2 separate regions of the Homo sapiens genome follow, and region 2 is linked to region 1. A link is an interaction called in ENCODE POLR2A ChIA-PET data of the cell type or tissue named here. Cell type or tissue: GM12878. All regions are shown on one strand. Links, peaks and the distances in the headings refer to the core of each region. The heading gives the core; the rest is flanking DNA. Region 1 overlaps IKZF1 (IKAROS family zinc finger 1). Region 2 overlaps SPMIP7 (sperm microtubule inner protein 7).

Evidence for each region. ChIA-PET counts read pairs that join two places held together with the same protein. Peaks named below come from ENCODE experiments on the same cell type or tissue, not always from the same donor. Only the 100,000 strongest peaks of a DNase experiment are listed, where the experiment ranks them.
Region 2: POLR2A ChIA-PET joins it to region 1 with 10 read pairs; 3 of 35 experiments call an interaction of 5 or more read pairs at or near these places.

The regions. Positions count from the first base shown.
Region 1 is chr7:50,351,205-50,353,704 of GRCh38, forward strand. All of the region lies in intron 3 of IKZF1 (IKAROS family zinc finger 1), which reads left to right. Among named protein-coding and RNA genes, the nearest start is that of IKZF1, 48 kb to the left of the region's middle. RefSeq lists enhancers at 1,123-1,302, 1,323-1,372. In GM12878, for the core only: no CTCF peak of the experiment used is centred there; a DNase peak (open chromatin) is centred at 1,277; H3K4me3 peaks cover 517 bases; H3K27ac peaks cover 2,497 bases.
Region 2 is chr7:50,156,629-50,172,617 of GRCh38, forward strand. SPMIP7 (sperm microtubule inner protein 7) reads left to right here. Exons shown (of 9, transcript NM_001161834.3): 9 at 2,418-2,628. The coding sequence ends at 2,541. Among named protein-coding and RNA genes, the nearest start is that of SPMIP7, 69 kb to the left of the region's middle. In GM12878, for the core only: no CTCF peak of the experiment used is centred there; no DNase peak of the experiment used is centred there.

The DNA of each region.
Region 1 (2,500 bases), core at 1-2,500:
CATTATATTTTTATGATATTGGGAGTAGATTTAACCATTATGTAAATTGGATTTTTTAATTTTAAAAAGTCACTTATCTTGATGTAAAATCATGTCTTAGTAACCTTGATAAACTAAGTTTTGCATGATTACACCTTAAGGTTAAAACATATTTCATTTCATCATTTCCCAGAAGGGGCACTGAATTCACCCATTTCCTGTTTTTCATCTCAGAATGTTCTGTGTTTCCTCCATATCTACTTTCCCGGCAGCAGGACCCTGGAAGCAGTCACACCAACCTCATTTACCCCACCTGAGATTTGTGCGCTTTGAACATAGTTGCAATCAAATCAACAATATCTTTGCTCAGAAATGGATATGTGAAGTAAAATGTGCTGCCCTGTTCATGTATGAAATCATTCAGCTAGCTGGCCAGTGAGCCCTTCATTGCAACAAAGATTTTTCTAGAGCCCCTGCACTATCTGGGGCTATGTCAGGCCTCACACTCCTGCTCACACGTTTGGAGGCTACCTTGGCCAGTATTACCTTAATCCAGCATTTAGGGGAAGGAGCATTTCAAGACTAAATTTTCTAAACTGCTCAAGCCTACCTCATTTTATTTCTTGTGTATTTTAACACTTTTGGATGAGGACTCTTCCTAGAACCTACTAACAATTCCCCCCCGCCCCCATGCCAAGATTCTTTAAAGACTTTCTTGAAAACGCTTCAGTCTTTTCTTCTTAGCTCAAAAGTACTATCCTAAATACTAGCTCTGGCATTACAGGGAGTTAATTTGTGGGCACACACAGTAAATTATAAACCCCTTAAGCAGAGAAGATTGTATTATCAGTTTATTAGTTTTCTTATTCATTCCTTCAGCACACATTTCTGTTGCCTCCAATGCAGCAGAGAAATTGACTTCTACAGTTTCCACAACAGTCCAGATTTCAACTGTGTAGTGCTCTTTCAGCCAGAAAGTACACTTGTGTTTCCCTGGCCATAGGTCCTGAACCTCACTTCTGAAAAGTCATTGTGCATAGAGAGCTAATAGCTGTACCCTAAATGATCCTGGCTTTGAATTCTCTTATCTGCTTGGATAGTATTATCTGTCTCTTCCTCTGCATTCTAATTTGCTACTTCTAATCTGCTGGGAATTACAATAAGAAAGAACCATTTAATCATTTTTACAACTGTGCCTAAAGAGAGTGTGTGTAAGTGCCGAGAGAGTGTATGAGGGACTTGCCCATGAGTAAATGCATGAATTTTAGGTCAAGGGTTTTTTGCTTCTCTTTTGGTTGATTACCTCAGAGATCAGTTTTACTTTCTTTCTCATTCTTGACCTATCATCACTAGCTGATATGGATGATGTGTACAACTTCTGAGTAAGAATAATGTCAATGGGACGGGATGGGATTGGCTGGTGATTCTGTTGATCTTAAAGTTTATATATTTTAAGTTTAGTGTTTCAGAATGAGACCAAAGCGGTGACATTTTCAACCTCTTCGGTCTCTCTTCAGTTTTTTCATTTTAAGTTTTTGTTGTGCTTCTATCACTTAAAGGAAGCCTCCAAGTTGAAATCAAATACTAATGACATTTTTATCTAATGTATAAATGTGTTTTTATTATTTATTAGGAAATTTATTTTACTTGGCCCTCAGCCATGACATATCATGGCATAATCACTATCCTAAATTTGTATATCTTATCCTTGCATAAGGTAAGACTTTCTATGAATTACACATATTTGTATTTTCCTCTCTTACATATTTTAAGAATTTTTTTATACTTTGTTTTCTGCAAATGAAATATTGCTCATAAGCCAGGTGATGGCTGTCCACGCCTCTTTTCCCCTGCTTACCCTTGCTTAGATCTTATGGTAGAATCTTTTCATAGAAGACACAGAAAGACATGAAAGAAAGAGCTGGAGAAGCCTGAGGGGCTGCCCAGTGAGTGGTCTGCTAGGATGCTGTGCCACAGCCCAGGCACAGGAGGCAGGGAGAGCAATGGGGCCCTTCCCTTCCACCAACATTCAGCAGAATTTGCAGCTCCATGTTTCCAAAGCTTCCAGGGCACTTGCATTTAGAGAGAGAGAGCAAGCAAGCTGCCTTTCCTCTTCCTCAGTTCTGCCAGCCACACTCTTGCCATGATGAGCAGTTTCAGCCAAAAGCTCCTTCCCCTGCCCTAACACCTCCTGCAAGGCCTGAGGTCTGGAAGCCACCTGCGCCTGCTGGCCCCTCCTTTCTTGTTTCTGCAATGGATGTTGTGGCCCTGTGAGGGAGAAGAGAAAAAGAAGTTGCCCTCCTCCCTCTATCCTCACCTCCTGCCATGCTGTCACCCTTATAAGAGAGAAGGGCTAACCATCCAGGCTAATCCTCCAGTGATGCAGGAGAGGACATCCTGGCCGGAAGAGTCAGAGCTTCCAGGTGAGCTCAGGTGGGTCAGCCCCCGAGGCTGTGAAGAGCCCAGGGGCCAGTAGATGCCACTTTTGCTCCAGGAAGAATCTTCAACTGTGTCCTTTTTA
Region 2 (15,989 bases), core at 6,977-9,476, 190 kb before region 1:
CCTCCTCTCCATATCCCAGGCTCTATTTCCATCACTGCTGTCTCCCTTTTCCCCCAGGAAGACACACTCTTACTTTTCTAAAATATTGATCATTATTTCTGAGCTCTGAGTCCTGTGGTCCCATCAGTCCTGCTTCCTCCCTTCTGCCCCGCAGTGCTGGCCTCTCCCAGCTGGCCAGTTGTTTATGAAGAACCCCAGCGGAGTCTCCCTGTGGCTTCCCTGTGAGCTGCCACCCTGTTCTCCCCTCTCGTTCCTTTCACTTCTAAACTTCTTGAAAAAGCAAACAGCTAATCTCCCGTGCCTCCTGCCTTCACTTCCTTCCTGCCCACTCTCTCCTGAACCTGAACCTCCTGGCTCTGGATTCTGACACCAGCAGTCAAGTGACATGCTCCTGCCTGCCAGGCTGTACACTGGAAGGGGGACAAGAGAGAGGCCATTGGATCCGCTTGATGCAGAGGCAAGGAACAGTGCATTTGGCTGGATCTCTGTAATCGAGAAAACTGCACTGGTGGTTTGGAGGTTTTAAGTTGTTTGAGCCTCAAATGTTGATGCCAAGGGGTCCATGGCCATATACTCCCACACCATATTTGGAGCAAAGTGCACAGGGACCCCACAGTGCCTCAGGATGAACATTGGGATGGAATGCAAACTGAGAGGAAGGGACAGTTCAAAGAGATTTGAAGTGAGTAGATGGGATGTGTTAGAGGTGGAGAAGAAGGGATGTGACCTGTCTCCAAAGTCGTGAGCAAGGGGAATACAGGCGCAAGTGTTTTTCTAGCTCCCATTTCCACCGCAGTCCAGTGTTTCTTGCCCACACCCTCCCACCAGAATGTAACCTTCACAGAAACTTGCCTTCCCACCTCTGCAGCCATTTCTCACAACATATAATATACATATGTGTATCTGTGTGTATTTATATAAAGCAAAATAAAATATTAGTTCAAGGTGATCATAGCATAAAACAAAGCCATTTTAGATGTGGTCACTATATAGAGGGTTAATTTTAATTATTTTTAATTTTTTAATTTCCCATACCAGCATTGTAACTCGCTGCTAATACAAGCACTGCATTGTGTGTGTAATTCAGATAGCAACAAATTCACAGCAAAATTATTTCAGGCCACGGGCTTGTGGGGTTGCTCATAATAGCTGGCCCAACTCCTGTGACACTAGGATAGCCATCTCCAGGCAGAATAGGGAGTTTGGGAATGCCAGTAACCCAAGGGGATAAAACTTCACTTGCAAAGCATTCCACATTTTCAAAGCTTTTTTAAAAAAAATTATTTTAATTATCACACCAAACTTGATAGGGCAAATTTATTCCTACTGGGTATACAAGCAAAGTAAAATGAAGCCCAGTCATGAGCCTCCTGTGGGAACAGTCAACTTAAATACACTGGCAGAGCCAGTAAAACCCTGTACACCCGGCCTTGTTCACCCTCCCCCAGCAGCCTCTGGGGTAGGCCCAGGCCCCTCCCGCCCATGTCTTTTCCTGGCCTCTGGCCTATGGCCCATGGGTGAGGCCCAGGACCCCCACCCATGTCTTCTCCCAGCCCCTAGGTGAGGCCCAGGACCCTTCCACCCATGTCTTCTCCTAGCCTCTGGGTGAAGCCTGGATCCCTCCCACCCCCCATGTCTTTTCCTAGCCTCTGGGTGACCCAGCCATGTCTTCTTCTGGCCTCTGGGTGAGGCCTGGGTCCCTGCCACCCATGTCTTCTCCCAACCTCTGGATGTGGCCCAGGTCCCCCAACCCATGTCTTCTCCAGGTCTCTGGGTGACCCACCCATGTCTTCTCTTTGCCTCTGGGTGAGGCCCGGGCCCCTCCCACCGATGTCTTCTTCTGGCCTCTGAGTGACCCAGCCATGTCTTCTGCTGGCCTCTGGGTGAGGCCCAGGCCCACCCCACCCATGTCTCCTCTTGGCCGCTGGGTGAGGCCCGGGTTCCCCCTATCCATGTCACCCATGTCTTCTCCAGGCCTCTGGGTGACCCAGGTATGTCTTCTACTACCCTCTGGGTGAGGTCTGCCTGTCCCATGTCTTGTCCTGGCTTCCCTGGGCCTTATCTGTCCGCCCCTCACTCCTCCTTGGAGGAGACTCCTCTTGATTCCCCCGGCCACCCCACCCAGAGAGCTCTCCCCAGCGTGCCCTGGGCCCTCCCCAGGCACGGTGCGGTGGGGTTCCTTGGGCGGCTTTCTGCAGATCACCCCCATCCCTAGCACCCACCATAATTCTCTGCGCAGCACAGAGGTGCAATCCCTGCAGCTGAGTGCTCCCCAGCACGAGTCATCCTCGCTCCCTGCCTGCAGTGCGCGCTCCCCTCCCCTTCCCGCACAGGGGTATCATTAGTTGGATGAGGTTGTGTATTTGTACATGTCTTTTATGTCTCATTTTCCTCCTTTTTTTCCCATCCTGCCCCAGCGTCTTCCAGAAAGAAATGGCAGTTGACCTCTTCCGTCACCAGGCTCCCCTGTCTCGACTGGTCACAACTGTGAGACCCTACAACCCTTTCAACAAGAAGGACAAAGAAACCATAGACTACTAGAGGAGGCGGCCCTGCGCGGGCTGTCCAGGCCTCCGCCTGGGGAAGGCTTGTGCGGCGGTGGGAAATAAAGGCTGCTTCTCCGCGCTGCGCAGTGTGGTGGGTTCGGTGCTGTTCTCCGCTGGCCTGCGCGTCCCTGCCCAGCCCGCCTCTCTCCCCCGGCAGGCGGCGCTCAGCTGGACACTGGGCGCCCGCCAGCCGCGGCGCAGACTCCCAAGCCGCCGGCAGCAGGGTAGCAGGGCCTGTGTTGCAGAAGATTCCTCTTTAGGGTTGGAATATTGGGTCTACCTAGAGGTTTCACATGGCACCACTTCAGTGCAGGGATTCTAGAGCAGAGAGCAGACCATAGATTTTAGAATCTCAAAGGCAGTCTAGTCAAAAATCCGTATGCTGTCAGTGGGAACCCTGAGCTACTGAGAAAGTGCGTTCTTCTTTTCTAGCAGGGGACATCACACAAGGGGACAACATCTACCCTCTCTTGGCCTGCTCCAGTGTTTCCTTCAGAGAGAAGTGTTCCCCAGTCCCCATGAGGGTCCTGAAGTCTAAGTCAGGACCACTTTGGGTTAGAGTGTGGCCTGACCCGGCCTTGACCAAAGAGAGCACCAGCTCGCAGAATCTCTCAGGGGTGCATGTGGGCTGAGGGGGAGCCCTCTGGCCTTCGGAATATACACATAAAGTACATTTATATAGTATTTGCATGCACATATACACATACACAGAGCCTATTGGAGTTTACAAAGTGCTTTTGTAAACCTTAGCTCATTTGATCCTGCAACCTTGTAATAAATTCTTATAGCAGGCATTTTACAAATATCTTGCAATTTATGAATTAAATAGACTAAGGCCAGGAGAAGTGAAGTATTTAAGGTCACGCAACTAATAATTAGTAGAGTTATAACTAGAATCCAGGTTTTCTAAATTTAGATATTATACCTCTCCTACCCTTCCATTTTTTCAGCAAATTGGATAACCTTCAATGAATTATAAAAACAAAACAAATAGAAACTGAAAAAAAAAACCCTCCCTGTGTTTCTAGACTTTTCTGAAGTGTCTCAGGGTTTTTATCTGACTTCTAAGAAATTAAGATCAAGATAGTTATACCTCAGAACTCCAAGTAAATGTGTAAATTCTTTTGGGGGTAGTTTGTTCTTGATTTTCCCACAGAAAGGGGGAAGTCAGCTATCTTTGTGATGGAATCATGTATTGCCTCAATGGACAACAACACATGCTTCGATGGTGAGTGTTTTACCAGGATGAAAGAGGAAGGGCAACAGCCATCCATCCTGAGGGCGGACGTGCCTGCGTGCAAAAGGAATGGTTCCCCCTGAACCCAATCTTGTAGTTTCATTATTTTTAGAAAGAGTAAATTGGAAAAAAAATAGACCCAAATAAAAATCTTCAACTCTGGAATGTTCTCAGCAAAACACAAATGGGGCAGTATTAGCCTCCTTCAGGAAGCAGGTTAACGTAGGTACCTGAGATTACATTTTGCAGTAAACATCCCTGGCAGGCCACTTTGCCAGGGGGTGGTGGTGCTCAAAATCTGAGGCACCTCTTCATCATTCTGGGCCTGGATAGGGCTTCAGTAATACTGGATCTTAGCATTTTCCAGGCTAAGATAATTTTTCCATTCTCTACAGTGCAGATACCTAGACACCTGTAAGAGCACTTGAACACCCCAATGCTGCTTCTAGAAGGATGTTGGCTTTGTCTGCGGCATCCCTGGGCCTCATTCAGAAAAAGAGAGATGGTGACTCTTCATTTGCTTGTTCAGACTTATCACTTGTGAAGATAAAAATGCAAATCCTGTTCACCACAGACCTAGAATCCCAAGGTCAGTCACAACAAGGAAGAACATAGAATTACCAGTGTTCCTGACCCTGACCTGTGGGGTGGGTGTAAGTTGTAGTATTTGGGCTTCTGTGGTCAACATTACAACTAAAAGTCACAAAAGCCATGGAAAATAGTCTCAGGGATACACATCTGCTCTTCAGATTCTGAATTCTGGTCTTGCATGATTTCTTTCACCAGGAGCCAGCAGAGCTGTGCTTCCTCGGACTAACAACTTGCCCCTCACTCCCTACCCTCCGGGCACCGTCTCCTCTATAAAGTCACCCTCTCAGCTTTTCTTTATCCCCAGAGATGACACAAATACAGAGAACTGTGGCATTTTTATAGCATTTAGGTGAAAGATGTTATAAATTATACAGTTCACCTGAGAGAAAAAATACATGCTAAACCAGGCAGTGCCTCACACCTGTAATCCCAGCATTTGGGGAGGCCAAAGCGGGAGGATTGCTTCAGCCCAGAGTTCAAGATCAGACTGGGCAACACAGTGAGACCTCTTCTCTACAAAAAAAAAAAAAATCAAAAAATGAAGGAGGATCACTTGAGCTCTGGAGGTTGAGGCTGCAATGAGCCATGATTGCACCATTGCACTCTTGCCTGGGTGACAGAGTGAGACCCTGCCTCAAAAAAAAAATAAATAAATAAATAGAAAGAAAGAAAGAAAATGAAAGAAGAAAATCCATGTGAATAATCTTATTCTAGCAAATAAGGATGTTAGAATGCAGCATATTAAAATATTACAAAAGTACAATACTATGAAAAAATATGGCACTCAACACAGAGCAGAATGGAAACTAGAATTGAACAGAGGAAAGTATTTTGAACTCCTGAGTGCAGGATAGGTTTTTTTCAATAGATGGTATTGGGACAACTATTTGAAACAAAAAAGAAATGTAGATCCACTAAATGAATTGTTCCTGGAATACAGACTTAAATAGATAAGTTACAGATTACTCGGAAATTCAAGAGAATTGGTTTATAAGGTGGAGGGTGTGAAAAAAATTTCCGAAAAGGACACTGAAGGAGATAAAAAGCTACTTTCAGTATAAAAAATACAACCAAAATTTTAAGATAAAACTGCCAGGAAAATATGTCAAAGGATTCATATTCTCATTGTAAAAACAGCCTATGATTTAAAAATGATTATACTAATAAAAACAAGTCAAAGGATGTTAATAAAAAATAAGAAATATGAATGGCCAATACAATTTTTATACCTCAGTAGTATTAGAGAAATGACAGTAGTATTTCACTTTTCACCCACAAACTGGTGCTTATGAGCAGAAATAGATGTCTGTATACCACCGGTAGTTTACATGGGTAATACCTTCCTAGGGGATATTTGGCAAAATGTTTTAAGAGCTTTCGCAAGTGGCTTACATTTCAACTTGGTCATTTCGTTTTTAGGATTTTGTCAAAGCAAATAATCACACAGTAAGCAAATATATATGCATAAAGAATTAAAGGTGCAGCATTTTATTTAACTGAGAGAAAATGAAAACAACTTACTGTCCTGTAGGGTAAACACAACTGATAGCAATAACTTAAGCATACTCTTAGAATGACCCTTATGGCAGATGCACCTGATGTGTGTTCTGAGCTAGGGCATCTGGGAGTGGCTAACACAGAGATTGGTTTCTTATCTATGATAAACATCTGAGCCCCTGTCCCATCCTGTGGAACATGGCCGAACAAGAGATTGAGGCCCTGAGTTTTGGGTTCATGAAGGTTGGAAGGTGGAGTTCACTAGGAGGAGGATGTTAAGTGAAAATGCTATATAAACTGCATGCTGTTTGCAAGCAGTTGCAGTTTTCCTGGCCAGCCTGCTGCCACTGGGTTATGTGGTTATGTTGTCCAGGCTACCACCACCATTTCTGTAATTAAGGCAGTCCTATTATCCAGCCTGCCTGCATTGGACTCTCTCCCCTGTATAGTATGCTCCTAATAAAATCCCATGCTTCATTTGCTGTCTCTGGATCTCTTCTTCGGCCTCTTGAACCTAGTGTCTTCCCTATTGAGATGCAAAGTTCGATACAACATGCCCATCGAAAGAAAATGTGATAGGCCGGGCGCGGTGGCTCACACCTGTAATCCCAGCACTTTGGGAGGCCAAGGTGGGCAGATCACCTGAGGTCAGGAGTTTGAGGCCAGCCTGGCCAACATGGTGAAACTCCATCTCTGCCAAAAATACAAAAGTTAGCCAGGAATGGTGGTGGGCACCTGTAATCCCAGCTACTCAGGAGGCTGAGGCAGGAGAATCACATGAATCCAGGAGGCGGAGGTTGCAGTGAGCCAAGATTGGGCCACTGTACTCCAGCCTGGGCAACGAGAGTGAAACTCCATTTCAAGAAAAAAAAAAGAGAGAGAAAATGTGATAAATTGTTGTACATTAATGTACTGAAATATATGCATTAAAAAGATAATAGAGCTTCGTATTGATTATCATGAAAAGATATATATGCAATATTGTTAAATGCAAAAGCAGGTATTACAACAGCGTGTATTTAATTATTTAAATTTTAAATATATGTATACATAGAAGACTGTAGAGAAAAGGTAAATAGTTACTAGTTCTGAGATTACAGGTGATTACCCTTTTATACTGTTACTACAGTAGGCATGTGTTCTTAAAAACTGGAAAACTTAAGAAGTTATAAAAAAGTCAATGCCCTTTCTCTTCAAAGGTCCTTACATAAGAAACTATCCAAAACATTCCTTTTAATAATTTAGAACCAGAAAAATGATTGTCCCTCCTGAAAAAAACCTGGTTTTAGAGTATGAGAATCATATAAGTCACCCACCTCAATCTCTTATAAAATCTGCTGGTTTATAACATATACAGGAGTGAAATTACATAAGGTAAAGTGCTTCCACTTCCCCCTGCCTGCCGGGGAGCTCAAAGCTGAAGTGAATAAACATATTAACTGATAGCTTAAACACTTGAGCCAGGGTTCCACATTTGAAACTGACATTTGAATAAGCCACTAATGGAGTCATCCTGACCCAGGTTCAAGTTTGACAACCACTGATGACTCTGAGGGCTGTGTGCCTGCTTCCTCCTGCATTAGCTACATTTTAATAAAATTTGTATCTTCTCTATTTCCTCAAGGATCTAAGGTATCTCCTAATACTGAAAGGACTTAAAGTGGACACAGAAAAATCTAAAACCTACGTGGCTTCACGTTTAATTTGTTTCCCATGAGTGTTTCATGCACAAAATGGAGCGTTGGTTTTAGGAAAAAAAAATTAGTCCATGTCCTGATAATTGTCCAAATTGCCCTTGTGGTCAGAGAAGGCAATTATCCAATAGTAGGAATAACTTACCAACCCAGAATTATTTTCTAATAAGTGAAAATATTCCAAATTTAATCTATTTGCTCCCTTTAGCACAGTACAGACTCTGGGCTGGGTGACATGGTTTTCAGTGTTTTTTTGTTTTGTTTTGTTTTGTTTTGTTTTTTGTTTCTTTTACTTTGTGTTGTAATACACCCTTATGCATCCTATCCAAATGATATTCAGAAACAATACTGTGGTTTTATTTGACGCCATTGTATTTTTTTCATTATGGTTGGTTTAAATATAATACTCACAATTACTGTTGTCAAAGCAATTCCCATTTCACCCTCTATAAATGTAGATTCCTCATGGAGTGGTGAAATTGACATTGAAGAGCTGTTTCAGCCCTGTTCATCTTACCTGCTAATTACAGGTGCACAGGAAGAGCGCTGGTTTCCTCTGTGCCGGCCCAGACTTGGCTGGTTACCCAGACTGGGTTTCCAGGGCAAATCCCATTGGTTCTAGTTTGTAAACTGTAAATGGAAACAGATTTACTTCCTTACATGCACACTTTGGAAATAAAGCCCTAAAAAGTGTTCAGTGTTAATCTACGTTTCCAGTGCTGGTACATTGTTTTTATTGTGTCTTCCGTGGGCAGAGCCACAAGATAAAAGATAAAGTGAGACAGCAATGGGCCGGTGAGGACAGGCAGGAAGAGGTGTCTGGGCAGAGGAGGGGTGGGGAAGAGGCGCTGAGGGTGTGGTGCCCTGAGGTTGTAGGGTGCACATTGTGGAAGGTTGGGGTATCTGCACTGGAAGGCCAGTGTCACAGGATTGAGGCTGTCTGCTCTGGAGGGACCCATGGGCAGGGCCCAGACACAGCCCTGGGATGGCAACCCCACAGTGCTAAGCACAGTTCCAATGCAGGATTGCTGAGCTCAGGGCAGGGCTGTGGGCTGAGTGGGAACCGTGCTGGGCAAAGCAGAAATCAAGGAGAACTGATGTCTGATAGCTGAGGGTAGGGGGTGGTATCAGAACACTGACTGTTGTCTACTTGCTGGAAAGAATGACTTCCAATCACAAATTAGTATATTGAGTAAATATTCCCCAACATTTAACGGCTTAGTACTATGCTTTCATACTCAGTTATCTAAGAAGACATACAACCAAAGTCTTCCCTGAGAAGTTTACTAAAAAGTCAGTGTTTCAAGGTAGATGCCCTATGGGTCCTTTCCTGGGATGATTCTAAGATCATGTGAGCAATTGTAGACTCCTAGTCCATAATCTAAAGCTTGCCTAAATAGACTACAAGGATAACAGTCATGTCAAATGCTGCTGGGAGCACCTGGACTGGTTTCTAAGGAAAGTCTTGGCCTTCTGGTTGCTTCCTTGGCATGCATCATGGTGGAGTGGCCTCTGTTAAGGCACAGGCCTTGGTAAGAAGCTCAGTGTTCAAAGTGTGAGGTCCAGCTTATGCTGAACCGAGCTCAACAATGTGGATAGCGGTGGGAGAAACCACTGCAACTCTACCTTCCTCAGCCATTGGGACCCCTCCCAGGAAGCAGCCTCATGGCTGCAAAATCAAATCCAGGTTTGTTGTTGTTGTTGTTGTTGTTTTTGAGACAGAGTCTCACTCTGTCGCCCAGGCTGGAGTGCAGTGGCATGACCTCAGGTTACTGCAACCTCCGCCTCCTGGGTTCAAGCAATTCTGCCTCAGCCTCCTGAGTAGTTGGAATTACAGGCGCGTACCACCATACCAGGCTAATTTTTTTTGTATTTTTAGTAAAGACGGGGTTTCACCTTATTGGACAGGCTGGCCTCGAACTCCTGACCTCGTGATCTGCCTGCCTCGGCCTCCCAAAGTGCTGGGATTACAGGTGTGAGCCACCGTGCCCAGCCTAAATCCAGGTTTTATTGGCAAGTTTGGCCCTGCCACACTTGGGCCAACGTTTATGGAAACAGAGGAGCATTCAGCAGGAAACCAGAAGATGCTGTGTGCTCGCTGCTGATCTATGTTGAGGCAGCCACCCTCCATGCTGAGCAGACAGCTTCTCTTATCTTTCATTTTGTCATCCGGATACTAAATGTGTAATCCTTTTAATATGCAAGCAGATTATGTAAGATATAATATGGAATTTAAAGGGGTGTAAAGTGCTACAGCATATCAAAAGATGTATCTGAATCCACGTCTACAAAAATTGGAATATGGATATATTCATATATTCACGTTATATATCAATATATTCATATTCCAATATTTTGTATATCTATCCGTCTTTGAATATCTTGGAATATGGATAGATATAGACATATCATTTTATCTGAACTTAGAAGTCCCCTTGACTTCATTTTTTCTTTGGGAAAAAACTTATCTTTCCTAATTTGCTCATTAAACTCGGGTCAGAAATATTCATTTTAGGTTATTGGTTTTCTCGGTCTTGCTATTTAAAAGAGTATTTCTCAACTGCCATCTGGAAAAGGTCACAGAAATATTAATATACTTCTAAAACTAGAAGACCAAAAGCCTCAGCTTTCAATATAAGTTAAAGTGTGGTGATGCAAATTGCAGAAAATCAGTGGCCTGTATCTCTTCAAGAATTATTTAATAATGAATTTACCAGTAGCAAAATAAAAGGACCTCTCCTGAGTAAGCTTTAAACACAACTGAAATACACACAGGGGAGGAAGAGCCACTGGGCTTTCTGCGACTCCGAGGATGACAAGGGAAAGGCCATGTGGTGTTCAGACACCTGGGAGGGCCAGGCAGGGCCCTGAAATGACAGGAACCTCAGCCAAGGAGCTGAGGAAGCAGGTAGGGAAGGAGGGAGAGCCAGAAAAGGGGATGCACAGCAGAGACTGGGCCAAGGCATGCTCCCCTTACAGCAGCTACCAGGCCCAGCAGGCCAGCACCTTCCTCTCATGTTCGCGAGGAGCTGTCTTGAGTAAATGCCCCACAGGAGCACACGTGGATTCCTTTGATCTACACACGGGGGACTTCACAACCTCCCAAGGATGAGTGGTCGCTGCTCTTTTGGGGCTACTGTGAGCATTTGTGCAGTGAAGTCAGTTCTTGGCTCTGAAAACCAGTGGAACCAAGCAAAGATTCTCCCCAGATGGAGTACAGGCTCTGTGAAGGCTCATGGGCTGCCCGTGGGTGCATGGCCCAGCCTTTCACTCAGCTTGACAGCCAGATCCTCATGCTGGATGCCAGGCTATGCCTGGGGAGGGCTCCTGGAGCTCAGGCGTGAACTCCATGGTGCTGCAGAGGTGAGAGCATGGGATATTTCTCCAAACCACTGGGACCTTTACAAAACCTTTACCCTCTTCTGCTTAAAAGGTTAGCTTAGCTAAGGCAGGGCAGTGACGTTGTTTTGGTTGTGGTTTGATTCTAGTTCCTTTCAATTCTTCATCGTTTGTCCTTCAAGGTTCCTGGAGTCTGGGGCTCCTGAGAGCAAGCCCCAGCCCTCTTCACAGTGACAACACCCCTTCCTTTCTGGCACACCCTGCAGAGAGGCCACCCTTTTCCCCAGAGGCACCCCTTGTGAGTGAATTGCTCCTGTTCACTTCCTGCCTGAGGGGCAGCATTGAAGGGGGCAGGGAGAGGCAGGGGGAGGGATGTTTAGCAGGGGTGAGGAGAGGAGCAGCCGTTCTGGGCACGCGGAAATTCCAACTGTGCTGAGACTGACGCTCACGTACCCCCGCCTCTGGCTGTGGGACAAGAGTATTTGCCTTCTTGGTAGAAATTTTCCCTAATACTTAGTTTTTATTTCCCTAAGTTTCTAACTTTCTACAACTTCAAAGTTCACATGGAAATACCATTAAAGCCATAACCTATTCCCTTGGACAGTGGCTGTGTGCTGCACTAGGCCCTACCCGGGAAGCCACGCACCTGGCCTATGTCAGAGTTGCTGCTCCGGGAGAGGTTAGGACACAGGATCCAGCACTCACACTGATTTGTGGCATGGAATTTATGTCCTCAAAGCCTCCCATTTCTCACTGGGAAGATGTAGGTTGTTGTGGATGTTGAAGAAGAGAATATGCAGAAGTACCTGGCACGTTAGACGCAATCAATACATATTACCAATCGTGAATATTAAAAATCATTATCCTCTGAAACACGCCTTGGCACCACTTCTTGGCCTGCAGGTACAGTCCATGAAACAAGTAGCCCTTCCCCACCCTGCCTAGCCCCAGGAGCCATCACGATGTACCATGTCCTCTTTTTTTTATTATTATTTTTTGAGACGGAGTCTCTCTCTGTCACCCAGGCTGGAGTGCAATGGCGCGATCTCAGTTCACTGCAATGTCTGCCTCCCTGGTTCAAGTGATTCTCCTGCCTCAGCCTCCTGAGTAGCTGGGATTACAGGCACACACCACCACGCCCGGCTAAGTTTTGTATTTTTAGTAGAGATGGGGTTTCACCATGTTGGTCAGGCTGGTCTCGAACTCCTGACCTCATGATCCCCCCTCCTCAGCCTCCCAAAATGCTGGGATAATGGACATGAGCCACTGTGCCCAGCTAACCATGTCCTCTTACTCCAGCCAGCCTGGGCCTCTGGCAATGCTGAGGAGCCAGGGATACTGGGACTCACATGGGCACCAGCACTGGAGGCTGAGAGCCAGCCTAGAATCCAGAGCTCTCAGATAAACCCCCACATTTATGGTACTTCCGATATTGCCTTACTTAGGTTTTGTCTGTAATATGTTATAGCAGTGATCTCATTGTCATGAAAGGACCCTTTTATGTATTATTTTCCCTGTTCCTTCAAGTCTGGTTTTACTCCTCTTGTTGAAAGTCATGTTTTATTCCTCTTGGTGTGAATGAGGGTAATGTATGTAGCCAGGTACTATTAGGTATTTGCAAATATCTGCAACAAGGATGGATGGATAGATCGATGGATGGATGGATGGTTAGTCACCTAGAACTCCAAGCAGTCCCCTTAGCAGAAGATATTTAAACCTAAAATTCACAAGGTGGAAAGTCAGAAATTTCCAATACTTTTTCTTCTGTGTTTGTACTCCCAATTACTACCTTTTTGTTCCCTGTGTTTTCTCCTTCAGATCATTTTCTTTCACCTATTGCTCTGGTCAGTATCCCTCCTCTTGTCTGCTGCTTCCCTCTGCTCCCCAACCTCATTGCTTACAATGTGGGTCTGCTGGTAATATTTCATCTAGTTATTCCAACTACACTACAAGGTAGGTATTATTTCTTACATGTTACAGATGAGGAAACTAGAATTCAGACAGCATGTCCAAGGTTACACACTAGCTCATGGTGGGTTGAGGCATCTGGCAGAGATCTGCCTCCAACCAGTGTCAGACCACTGATATTCTGATTGCAAATGACTATGAACTATATTTACTCAAGTACCGCTCATTCTAAATATTACTAAAAGAGAGAAACTATTTCTGTGAAAATACTGCTAATTCCAGTTTTTGGGCCCCATGTCAGATGGAAGTGCAAATGTTTTTCAAAAGAACATCTTATTCTCTGTGCACATTCCCCTTCAGAATAAATGAACAGTTCTGGGGCTGCTTATCTGGAAATTCAATACATCAACCTGGAATATAAGGAGCCACCATCTTTCTTTCTTTTTTCAAAAACAAGCTCTCATGTGTGTCTTGTAAAGTCCAAGGCATACAGACTCCCCAGGATGTGCCTCCTAAAGTGCGAGGCATATGAACCCCAGGATGTGTCTCCAAAAGTCTAAGACACACAGGAGAGCTTGATTTAAAAAAAGAAAAATAAATAAATAAATAAATAGGGAGGGAGAGAGAGGAGAGACAGAGAAAGAAAAGAAAGACTGGGAGGCCGAGGCAGGTGGATCACCTGAGGTCAGGAGTTCCAGGCCAGCTTGGACAACATGGTGAAACCCCATCTCTACTAAAAATACAAAAATTAGCTAAGCATGGTGGCACATGCCTGTAATCCCAGCTACTTGGGAGGCTGAGGCAGGAGAATCACTTAAACCTGGGAGGTGGAGGTTGCAGTGAGCCGAGATCGCACCACTGCACTCCAGCCTGGGTGCCAGAGCAAGACTCTGTCACACAAAAAAAAAAAAGAGAGAAGGAAGAAAGGGAAAGGAGAGAAGGAGGGAGGGAAGGAGGAAGGGAGGGATGGAAGGAGGGAGGGAGGGAGGGAAAGAGGGAGGAAGGAAGGTTACTTCCCCAGGGGCATGTGATGTTTTCTTGTTGCAGAGATAAATCCCATAGGCGAGGCAAGGTCCAAGGAGAAGAAGGTATTACCTAAGAAACTCCGAGAGAAGAATGGAGGCTCCTGCTTCACGGAAGAACAGGCCACTTCCTGGGGTCAGTGACTTCAGCAAAGCCCTGAAGAATATCAAGAGTTCTATGAGGGGGAGGAGTAAGGAGAACATTCCTGGCTCCACTTGAGAGACTCGAACTGATGACTCCCTCCATCATGTGGGAAGATCTCAAACATTTTGATTTTAGGAATTCTTAACACCCTTTAAACTTATTAAGGTTCCCAAGGACTTTTGATCATATGGGTTACATTATTGATATTTACTGTATTATAAATTAAAATTGAGAAATTTCAGAATCTGGATCAATTCATTTTGAAACCATAATAATAATAACATAATTTTATGTTAACACAAATAATTACTTTTTAAATAAAATAACTATATTTCCCAAAACAAAAAAAATTAAGAAGAGTGTCATTGCATATTTTTGCAAATCTTTTTAATGTCTGACTTAACAGAAGAGAGCCAGATTCTCATGCCTGCTTCTGCATTCCAAATCTGTGGCAACAGGTGTTTTGGGTTGAAGAATATGAAGAAAGTTAAGCTTCACACAGATAACTAGTAAGGAGAGGAGTATTTTAATATTTTTTTGGATATTACAGATACTATTCCTTGATTCTATACCAAAAATTGACAAGAGGTAGTTTTTGCAAAATTATTTGCCGTGTGCTATTGGAAACTGTGTTCTGTTGAAAATTGATTGGCCCATTGCTTTGTGGTGGTTTTGTGATGCACCATCTTGGCCAGGTTGAACTCCATTCCCCAGAAGTTCCATTCTAGCATGTTTTTGGTAAGAGTGGGCTATAAGGGAGATTTTCTCAGGAAGGGAGTTAGAAGGTGGGAGAGAAGCAATGGCCATTTTGTATCTTGCACACATTTTCCCCAGCTGTTTGTCAAATGCTGGGAACAGAGGCCCCCCTTCAGGAGTCTCCTCAGTTTCTCTGCCTCCTGGGCCAGGTGTGCGTTGCTCCCTGAGGAAGGACCCCAGTTTTCACCACACGCCCTTGTCAATAAGATCAGTGGCAACAAGAGCAGACACAAGCTTCCGTCTGTCCAGCTCAGCACTGTGGTTCCAGGCTGCTGGTGATCTTCCTGCCTGACAGCCTGCCAGTGGGCTTCCGGCTCCAGCCTCAGAATCAGGGCAGCCTGGTAATAGGCTGCTTAGCCAGCCCACTCTGTACTAAGATCATTTTAAAAATTACCTATGTGTGTGTATACACATATACATACATACACATACACATATAACATAGGTACCTTACTGGTTCTGCTTCTCTAGTCAAACACTTCAACCAAATACACACTTCCAATGGACTTTTTTCCTATCTGTGATTTGACCTCACAGATATCTGAAAGGTACAGGGTATCCCAAGTTTTCTCAAATAATTCTTTGAGAACTGCAGGTACAGGGAAAATAGGAGGCAGGCTAGGGCCAGATCTTAAAGGATCCTTGAATGCCAATATGCGAACTTTGGACTCTTCCCTGTAAATAACAATCAAGTAAAGATTTATAAAGATTTCTGAGTGTTTTAAGATGAGTTTGAATCAACTACAGGAAGTTTTGAATAGGAGAGAAACGAAACACAGGAAAATAACATTCACGTGCAACTTGCCCTACTAAGGTGTGTTCAGTTGCTTCTATCTGCTGGTGATCCACAAATAAATCTTGATACCCCAACCAGGGATCCAGACCTGTAGTCAGGAACCCTGCATATAGATATTAAAAAATATGTCTACTAATTTTTTAAATCTTCTTTTCTCCATTCCTAACTCTCATTTTCCTCTAATTTAGACCCTCAATGTTTTATGCCTGATATTTTGTAATAGCCTTTCAGTGGGGTCTCTCTCTCTCTCTCTCTCCTTCTCCTCCTTTTTCTCCTCCTCTTCTCCTCCTCTCCTCCTCCTCCTCCTTCTTCCTCTTCTTCTTCTTCTTTTTCTTCTTCTTTTCTCTCTCACTCTCTCTCTCTCTCTCTCCCCCTCCCTTTCTCCCTCTTTCTCTTATTCTGGGGAACATGGATTCTCATTCAAATCCATCTTCCTCAGTATTGGTATATAATGGGTC